2 separate regions of the Mus musculus genome follow, and region 2 is linked to region 1. A link is a loop called in an ENCODE intact Hi-C map of the cell type or tissue named here. Cell type or tissue: heart. All regions are shown on one strand.

Region 1 (5,000 bases):
ATTGAATTCCAGGTCCTCTGGAAAGCAGCCACTAATGTAGAGCTACTGAGCCAGATCTCTAGCCATCGGATCCTACTCTTAGTCCTGGTTCCTGAGAGAAAGGAAATGCTGTTACTACAGAAAAGGAATGGAATATATTCCTGAGTTTGAAAAATTAAAGGTAATTGTTGGTCTGGAGTTGCAGTTCAGTTGTAGAGTACTGGCTCAGTACGCATACAGTGCTATATTTGATTCCTAGCTGCATTTGCATGTAGTTCCAACTCTCAGGAGTTAGCAGCGAAGGAATCAGAAACGCAAGGTTGCCCTATGCTACCTGGACGATATTGGTCTTAGATCTGTGCAGTAAGCATTTTTTCTTTAATATTGTTAACCTGATACATCACATATGGCATTTGTTTATGAAGGAAATGTTTCATTATAACGTAGGGATACTTTCTATGGTCTTAACAAAAATCGAAACAAACAAAACTCTTACTCTTAGCATCAAAAATGTCATTATTGCTGAAGTAACACTGCTGCTAAAGTAATTCGTGGAACAGGTGGGCTGGACAAACATGATGACCTGAGTCATTCAGAGCCCAAATAAAGGTCAAGGAGAGAGCCCACTCCATAAAGTTGTTCTCTGACTCCCACATGCTTATTATGGGCCAAGTATCACTCCCTCTCCCTCTACTTCTCCCCCTCCCTCTCCCCCAACCCTCCCCCCCACCCCCCAGCTAAAAACCAAGGAATCACTATTTTCCACTAGATTAGATATTTGTTTGAGGAAATAAATGGCATTTATGTACTTTATTTACCATATAACAATTATTATCTGCTAAGCACTTGTAATTGCTTTATAGTGTTAAGTGATCTGAATTTAATCCATCAAAATAGTTCCAAAAGGCAATTTTCATTTTACAAGGGAAATGCCAAGGTTACAAAGAATTTTGAAATAACCTTGCCAAAGTCTATCAGCTTTTAAGAGGCAGGGGTGGGAGTCAAACTCAAGTGGGTTGTGATGCATGGCATCAATGCAGACCTTACCCCGGTACATTTTCTCACTTTCCTCTTCACTTGTGAAAATGCCAGTAATGGAATTAAGACTTTAAGCAAAGCAATAGTCCAAACTTGTAACATGAAAATACCATTCATTATTCATTCATATTTTTAAAGAAAAGAAACAGCATTTTAGATGTAAACTCCTGCGATTTCTTTGAATTAAAAAAGAAAATGATCTTTGCTTATGATTATTAGAATTGATTATAAACAATACTACCTAATATCAAACTTGTCACAGAGATGGATTAATAACTCAAAAAGTCAAAACTTCTACTGCCTGTGAGTACATAAGGCAGAAACAGCGCATGTGATAAGCAACATGTCTGCAGGTTACTCAGAATAGACACTTTACAAAAGGAAAAAGAAATAACAGCATTCAGTTACTCTGTATTGATTTTATATGCTTCAGTAGAAACGAATGGACAGGACAATCATGATGATGTGGGAAGTTCTGACTGCAGTATTGAGTTTAGTAATGTGAAGCAAAACAACAATTCATTTTTCAAAACAATTAAAATAAGTATATTCCTTAAGTAAGGTGTGACGGTGCATGGAAGATGGGAGGAATCAGAAGTTCATGTTTACCCTTGGCCTCATAACCACTCAAAGAATAACCTGGGATAATTAGATGAGAGATGGGAGATGGGGGTGGGAAAAGTATTCTCATCTTTATTTCTGTTTTCTTTAAAAACCACATTATCTACATTAACAATGTAGGTTGTAGAAAATATATAGGGCGGAAGTAAAAGGTTTGCAATTTATTCTTATTATCAATAATATAAACTCATATTCTTTGAGTCAACCGAAGCAGAGTTAAGTATGATGAAGACGTTGTAGTTCTTTTTTTTTTTCATTTATTCATTCGCGTTACATCCGAAGAGCAGCCCCGCTCCTCTCCTCCCAGTCCCACCCTTACAAATCCCTCCTCCCATTACTCCTAAAGTTGTAGTTCTTGAATACGAGTATAAAGAATCAAAGCGAGTAAATGAGAAGTCAAATACCGGTTTTGTAGAAGTTGGCATGAAGGAGGTATGAGGGAAACAGACTAACAAGCGAGCATTTTCTGAGCTGGAGACTAAGGACCACCGGCTTATTTATTTATTTATTTATTATTATGGCTAAGGCCTAGTAGGTGACATACATTTGCTAATGGTTCGGGAAGATACCCCTTTGGGTATTTTTTTCTTCCTGTTGGATCTTTCCTTTTATGTTCCCATCAGAGCTGTGTATCGCGGCTAAAATCATGGTTTGCTGGGACTGCTTTTGTTTACTTGGCAGCTGCAGAGCTTCAAAAGAAACAGATAGAGAAGCAAGGAAAACCTCTAGTTTTTTGGAGGCGAAGAAGCCGAAAGCCCTTCTTGACAGCTTCGGGGTAGGGTGTGATTCCAAGAGACAGTCCTTAACAGCTGGAAGAACCAGGTAGCACTTTCACAGGGAAAAGAGCGCTCCCGCCCGGGGCGGTGGGCGGAGTCTCCAGCGGCCCCGCCCTCCCAGGCCAATCCCTGCTCTCCGCCAGCGGACAGGAAGCAGCGGCGGGGCCTAGCGGCCCGGGCGCTCGCCTCGGCACGCATGCGCATTATCCCGGGGCGCTTGGGGGAGCAGGGCGGGGCGGGAGGCAGGGGTGCGGCCTCGCGAGTGTATTGGGTGCCGTCGCGTCACGTGGCGAGAAAGGAGGCGGAGGGCCGCGGCTCAGGGAAGGGGCTGAGACCAGGCGAAGAGCGAGGGCAGGGAAGCGGGGAAGGGAGGAAGGAAGAGGCCGAGGGGGAGGGAGGGCCCTGTTTTGGCGGAGCAGGGCGCGCGGCTGGGCCCCTGAAGTGGAGCGAGAGGGAGGCGCTTCGCCGGGTGCCACTGCCGGGGAGGCTCGTCGGGACCCAGCGCCGGTCGCGGCTCCCTCAGGATCGATGCACCGCGGTTAACCCGTGAGGAGGCGGCGGCCGGGGAAGATGGTGTTGCCGACAGTGTTAATTCTGCTCCTCTCCTGGGCGGCGGGGCTGGGAGGTGAGACACGACCCCGGGCGGCGACGGAGCGGCGGTCGGTCGGGCCGAGCGCAGCGTCGCGGAGCCGGGCCGCGCGTGTCAGGTCTCCTCGGCTTCTGTCAGCTCTCTCAGCTCGCCTCAGCCGACCCCGAGCGACGCTCCCCGCGCGCTATTGTCCCTCGCGCGCCCCGACCGCGCTCCCGCCGGCGGCGGCCCGAGCAGGCTGCGGAGCCCCGGGCCAGGCCTTCCCCGCCCCCACGGCCCGGCGGCCCTGCCTGCCCGGCTTCTCGCGCCGCTTTCCCCGGGAGCGGCGGAGCCCAGGCCAGCCGCCCTCGCGCACTCCGCAGCCACCTCAGCCCTGCCGGGGTCCGAGCCCCGGGACCGCGCAGACTCGCAGCAACTTGCGAGGTTGGCAGCGCGGCGGGAGCATTGTTCTGCAAGCGAGCGAGCGGACCCGGGCCGGGTGTCGGACGCCGGTGTGCGTGTCCCACCCGAGTGCCTTCCCTCCGCCTCGTGCTCTTTTCGGAGTGTTTGTAGCCAGCGCGCCGGAGGTTGTGTGTGTGTGTGTGTCTGTCGTTCTGTCTGTCTGTCTTCTGTCTCCCCGGGGCAAGACTTTAGTTGACTGAGGAGAAGGGCAAGCCGTTTTAGGATGCTCTTCGATCCATCTGTCTTTTTGAGTTGAGTCCACAGAGAAGCAAGACCGACCCTTCCTGGGCGAACCAACTTGCAGAGTTTTCTTAAACTCTCAGGTGGAGCAGACGTACTGCTTAGTCAGAGGATTGTCAGGGCTGTGCTCCCTCCCCCTGCAAATTGGAGTTCACTGTTGCTTCAAGTTTCCTGATGCTTCGGGTTTGAGACAGCGGTATTTCATTCCCAGGCTTTCCTAGGACAGGTTGCATGATTATTTTGTTCCTATGAGAAAGTGCTTTACCATAGGTAAGCTAATTTGCCGCCCAAGTGTCTGGAGAGAGGTTAGCTTAAAAGCATTGAATTGGAAACAACCCCCAGAACTTCCAGGGGTGCTTCGGATGGTTGTCAGCAGCCTAATTTGATACTTTAGAAAATATCCTAGTGTTTTCTGTAGTGTATTGTCTGTGTTCATCCCTTTGTCTCATTGACTTAAACTGCAGGACCCAGCCTATTTTTGTCTGGCATTCTGCTTACTCTGAAGTTGGTTTTGTGTACTCAGTTTCTGTTGTTGTGTGTACTATTCATTTATTAAGTACACATTTTAGATGACAGCCACTAATAGATGCTTATTTTTGTTTTGTTTTTGTTTTTTGTTTTTTTTAAGAACCAGATTGCAGACCGTTTGTAAAGAGCCTCTTTATTTAACATTTGTATTTCTGTAACACGGCTTATAGTCCTGGCTGGCTGTTTTCACTTTTTGTGATTATGGTCAGGAATTAGACACTGTTCTCTATGAGGTAATAAAATCTAAGTTAAATGTGATACACTTTGATAAGTAGTGATACAAAATGCCTTTTATTAAGGAAAACTAAAACCAATGTGGCCTGTTGTTTGGGGAAAAAAGTAAATTAACAGCATAAGCATTGTGGGTGAAGAGTTTTATTCAGATCTTTGGAGTTTCTTTCTGCACTAAGTAATGATTCAAAGGCCAGGTTTTGTTGTGCTTCTGCTAAAAACTTAAAAAAAAAATAAAAGTTTTCACTTAAGTATTATGTCAAATTTGTAATACTTGAGTATGTAGGTATATTTATAATTTGGGGCTGTGGAATGTAGCCCAGTGGCAATTGCCTAGCAAGGCCATGCAAGGCTTTGGATTCAACATCTCTGTTTAAGGCCCAAAACTCCTCCTATGTTTATTTGTAACTCATTATACTATATGCTGGGTTTTTTTTTTTTATCTGAACTGAATCGCATATAGCTAAGTTTATATATTTTTGTGATGTTTTGTAGGCTAGTGTGCATTCAAACTTAGTAGATATTGGCTGTAGTGCATTGGAAAGTTGAATGTTTGT
Region 2 (5,000 bases), 54 kb after region 1:
GGAACTTAAGGCTACAGGTCATGACTTTGAACTGAGAAAGTCCTGCTTATCAGAGGTGTGGATAAAGAGTTGTATTTAAAGGGGATTTGGCTGGGAGTCAAGGGAGTAGGATAGGGGACAAAGGAAGTAAAGGTGAATGCAGTAAGTAATTATGACCCTAGATGTTATATAAACTGAATAAGCAGAAGGAAACTGCCCTATGGTAGTGCACAGGATGAGAGGCATTGGTGAATTGAAAGATTTATTGTGTTTGAATGGGTTGGGTCTATCTAGAGGTATTGTGTAGATGGTGGACAGAACATAGGATGCTGAAAGTTGACGTTGTGGAGGAGCTAGAGAAAGTACTCAAGGAGCTAAAGGGATCTGCAGCCCTATAGGTGGAACAACAATATGAACTAACCAGTACCCCCAGAGCTCGTGTCTCTAGCTGCATATGTATCAGAAGATGACCTAGTCGGCCATCAGTGGAAAGAGAGGCCCATTGGACTTGCAAACTTTTATCTGCCTCAGTATAGGGGAACACCAGGGCCAAGAAGTGGGAGGAGGAGGGGAGTGTAGGGGGTAGAATATGGGGGGCTTTTGGGATAGCACTGGAAATGTAAATGAAGAAAATACCTAATTTAAAAAAAAAGAATAGAAGGATAATAAACAGCATATCCATCTCTGAAAAAAAAAAAGGAAAAAAGGAATGAGAAGTTCAAAAGTAGAGTTGTAGACTAGAGTAAAGATCTAAGAATACTAGAGGGATCATCTGCATGAATGTTGTAGTTTCAAAGAATTATGATGGTTGATGTGAGAGTGAGTCAAGATCTAAAAATAAATAATGGGAAGTGACTTTGAATTCCTGTGGTACATGGGATAGTCACTGGTATAATCTAGTGGCTATTTTAATAATCCAAGGCAGAAAGTAGTAGATAGCCCTGAGTACTTATTAAAATGAGAGGGGGGGAGATAATTATCTTTCCAACAATAGGTTGCCCTTGACTTCATGATGAAAGTAAAGATGCTCTTGGCCTTTGCCAGATGATGGATTTTAGAGGAACTGATTTTATTAAAAACATTCTTTTTTTCCCCATTAATCAATTTATTCACTTTATATCCCATCTCCTCCTAGTCCCGCCCTCACAGGCCCTTCCCCTGTCCCTCCATCCCTCTCTGAGAAAGGAAGGGGAAGTCCTCCCTGTTACCAACCTACCCTGGCACCTCAAGTCACTGCAGGACTAAGCACATCCTCTCCCACTAAGGCCAGGGAGGACAGGCCAGAGAGGGGAACAGGATCCATAGACAGGCAGCAGAGTCAGGGTAAGCCCCCACCTCCTGTTGTTAAACATGTACTCTTGGTTATAGAGAGCTGTAATCTTTTCTCAGTGAAGTAGGGGCATAGCAGTTTTATTATTAATTCTAGGCTCCCTTTCAACTCGGAGGAGTGACAACCTATTAGATATTGGTTCTGATATGTTTCTACTGACTTTCTCTCAATTCCTGCTGCTGATAGCTCATATAGGCAATATGATATACTCTGAACACTGACACATACTTGACTATTATATGAAGACTAGAAATCTACTCTAATATCAAGTATATGTAATTGCACTGTGTTACAGATAGATGTGTTTATGTGTATAAATGTATTAACTCAAATCTTTTATCAGTAAAGGAGGAAGTAAAATACCCAGGAGATATTATTTGTTAGATTATTTTAGAATTAATAATGAAATAACTAGCCTGCATCCATAACAATGTATTGGTGAAAACCAGTGCTGATCTTAATCTCAGATGACACAGTACCAAACGCTGAAATATCCCTAAAGATCAAAATCCTTAAAGTCTAAAATAGCAGAAATTTTAAATGATGCATAGTAATGTATAGTGGGTAGTTGTAATTGCTTTAGGAGGCTGAGATATGGGAGTCCAGTTCAAGAGTTTGAGGCTAGCATGTGCAATATGGCGAGGCCCTGCCACTCCTCTCTAAAACATCACCACTCTAAAAGACTAAAGTCCCAAATGTTGGTGTCCCAAAAGATGAAATCTCCAAAACAAAAATTCTCGTGTGTGTGTGTGTGTGTGTGTGTGTGTGTGTGTGTGTATAAAGTGAGCTATGTGTGAGGAACAGAAAGGCAGATTCTAGGTAAGGGATTAGTCTTGCCATATGGCAGCCCAAAGGTTTCATTTTAAAACTGTTCTCAGGTGTAATGGCTCATGCTTGTAATCCTAGAACTGGACAGGCTGAGGTGAGGGGGAATCATGAGTTTGAGGCCAGCCTGGATTACATAGTAAGTTTTAAATCAGCCTTAACTACATAGGGAGACCCTGCTTAAAACAACAAAACAAAACAAGGCTGTTTTTTGTCTTCATTTGCTTTTGTTTTAGCTGGTGAAATTTGAAAATAATTATTTGCAGAGTAGGATAAGAAGACTTTTGTTCTACAGTGTTGCATTTTGAATATTACATGTTATATATAATAGTATATTATATTATATGCAGTATATTATGTGCCAGTTTTGTGATTTGTATGAGTGTGTTTCAAATGGATTTCCCAGTACCAAAAAAAGAGTGTGTGGAGATGATTCAGTCGTCTTGCAGGCATGATGATCTCTGAGTGCATAACCAGCGTGCATGTAATAAACTAGAACAGACAACTTATGCAGGCTCCTTGCCAGCAGGTCCAGGCAAGAGGAGAGAGGTCCTGGTCTTACTGGGGTCTCTCTGGGGCTGAGCTAGATGGCGAGTGTCGATGGCCCAAAAGAAAACATACAGAGCCAGGAGTCCTGTAGAAGCAGGAACTCAACTTTATGGCACTGGCCTCTCGCTTATATAAGTTCAGAACATAGGGAGGGGAGTCTTGGTGGGTAAGATGATATAGGAGGCAGAGAAGTGTGACAGAGGATATGGAGTGATGGACAGGGCCAGTGGCAGAGCTCTACAACAGCAAGGGCGGGGCAGAGGCAGGGCCAAACAGGTCTTGCTGAGTCACCCCAATAAGTGGGGAGTGACTGAGACAGGTCTCAAAATTCAAGCCAGTCTCAGGTTTGTCCTCAAGGCCCAAACCAGAGCCTAAATGGGGCCCAACAAACTTACACCTGCATTACCAGCATTGGAGAGGTGAGACAGGAGGATCTCTGGAGTTTGCTAGATAGGTAGGCTAACTGAATCAGTGAATTCCAGGTTTAGCAGGAGACCCTGTCTCTAAAATAAAACAAACAAACATGGTGGTGTGGTGATGGTGGTGGTAGTGGTAGTGTCATCGTCTAGAGAGATGGCTTAGTGGTTAAGAACACTGGCTGCTTTTCCAGAGGACTTAGGCTCTATTCCAGTACCTACACAGTAGCTCACAACTGCCTATAACTTCAGTTCCAGGAGAGTCAGTACTTTTTTCTGGCCTCAACAGGCACCAGGCATGCAAGTGGCTCACAGACAAAAATATTCAGACAAAATGCCCACATACATTTAAACAGAAAGAAAGAAAGAAAGAAAGAAAGAAAGAAAGAAAGAAAGAAAGAAAGAAAGGAAGGAAGGAAGGAAGGAAGGAAGGAAGGAAAAAAGAAAGAAAGGAAAAAAGAAAAGAAAAGAAAAAAGAAAGGGCAGGCAGGGAAGGAAGGCAAGGAAGGAACAGAAAGAGGAAGGGAGGGAGGGAGGGAGGGAGGGAGGGAGGGAGAGAGAGAGAGAGAGAGAGAGAGAGAGAGAGAGAGAGAGAGAGAGAGGAGCAGGTGGATTGAAAAGACCCCCAATGTTGAACTCGTGTGGACATGCAAGCACATATACATACACCACATATATATATGTACCATTGCTGTTACCATGGAACAACACAGAATCATGGCATGACAGTAGGTGCAGAAATCTAGTAGTGAATGCTCATGTCTACATATATAGACTACATAGGGATTTCAAAAGGAGCAGCACCACATGACCTAAAAGACAAGCAAACAGCTGTTCATTCCTATACAGTACTTCAACATAAAGCTGATGCTGTAAAAGTCAGCCAGCTCTCATATGCTTCTTCTGTACAGTTGCTAGTCTTTCTCTGTAGTGTACTTTTTCATATGCGGAACTTTGAGTATTTTTCATTTTCGTTTTTTCACTGTTTAAAATTTAACATTATTTTCTGTAATTTGCTATGCTATTTATTTTATCCCTTATTATTTATAATACTGAAAGTAAATAGTAGTTTGGACTAGGTTCAGTTTTATTTTATGGAGTTTTGTGTGTTTGACTCCATGAAAATACATTATAAGCTGGGCATAGTGGTGTCTTTATTCCTAGCACTTGGGAGGCAGAAACAGGCAGATCTGAGAGTTCTAGGCCAACCTCTATATTGGAAGTTCTCGAGCAACCAGAGCTACATGTTAAGATCTTATATCAAAGCTAACAAAACCTGTAGCATTACCTTAGGTGTAAATTGTATGTGTGTGTGTGTGTGTGTGTGTGTGTGTGTGTGTGTGTGTGTGTGTGTATGTGTGTATGTGTGTATGTGTGTACACATCATTGAACTATCCTTATTTAGTCAAGAATTTTTGCATTTTTGAATGATAAGCTTCTTTTGAGAACTTGGCTATTGAAGTAACTGCATACATAATGTTGTTCTTGTGTGGTTTTTAATTGATCTAATCAAAAGATTCAGTTTGTCACTGTGTATTGAATGCTTTACATATAGTTTATGTATAGTTGCTTTACATATAGAATGCTCTGTCCATATTCACCCGCCTACCTCTTGGACCTGATGGCTGCCATTAGTAAGCCAGTTGTGCTGAGGCAGTGCTTAGTACTTACAGACGTGTGCTTTATTGCTTTAAAGAAATTTTTTTTTCAAAAATTTGTGCAAAGTGGCCTTTAAAAAACTTTTTCGTGCCGGGTGGTGGTGGCACACACCTTTAATCCCAGCACTTGGGAGGCAGAGGCAGGCAGATTTCTGAGTTCGAGGCCAGCCTGGTCTACAAAGTGAGTTCCAGGACAGCCAGGGCTACACAGAGAAATCCTGTCTCGAACTCCCCCTCCCCAAA

Evidence for each region. Hi-C counts contacts between places; a loop is a spot of excess contacts. Peaks named below come from ENCODE experiments on the same cell type or tissue, not always from the same donor. Only the 100,000 strongest peaks of a DNase experiment are listed, where the experiment ranks them.
Region 2: a loop joins it to region 1, with 2.3 times the contacts of the local background. A loop is called at or near these places in 1 of 42 quality-filtered maps.

What each region holds. Positions count from the first base shown.
Region 1 is chr9:70,676,221-70,681,220 of GRCm38, forward strand. It overlaps Adam10 (a disintegrin and metallopeptidase domain 10), which reads left to right and starts at 2,762. Exons shown (of 16, transcript NM_007399.4): 1 at 2,762-3,039. The coding sequence starts at 2,985. In heart, no CTCF peak of the experiment used is centred here; DNase peaks (open chromatin) are centred at 2,751 and 3,371; H3K4me3 peaks cover 3,119 bases; H3K27ac peaks cover 2,120 bases.
Region 2 is chr9:70,730,459-70,735,458 of GRCm38, forward strand. All of the region lies in intron 4 of Adam10 (a disintegrin and metallopeptidase domain 10), which reads left to right. Among named protein-coding and RNA genes, the nearest start is that of Adam10, 54 kb to the left of the region's middle. In heart, no CTCF peak of the experiment used is centred here; no DNase peak of the experiment used is centred here.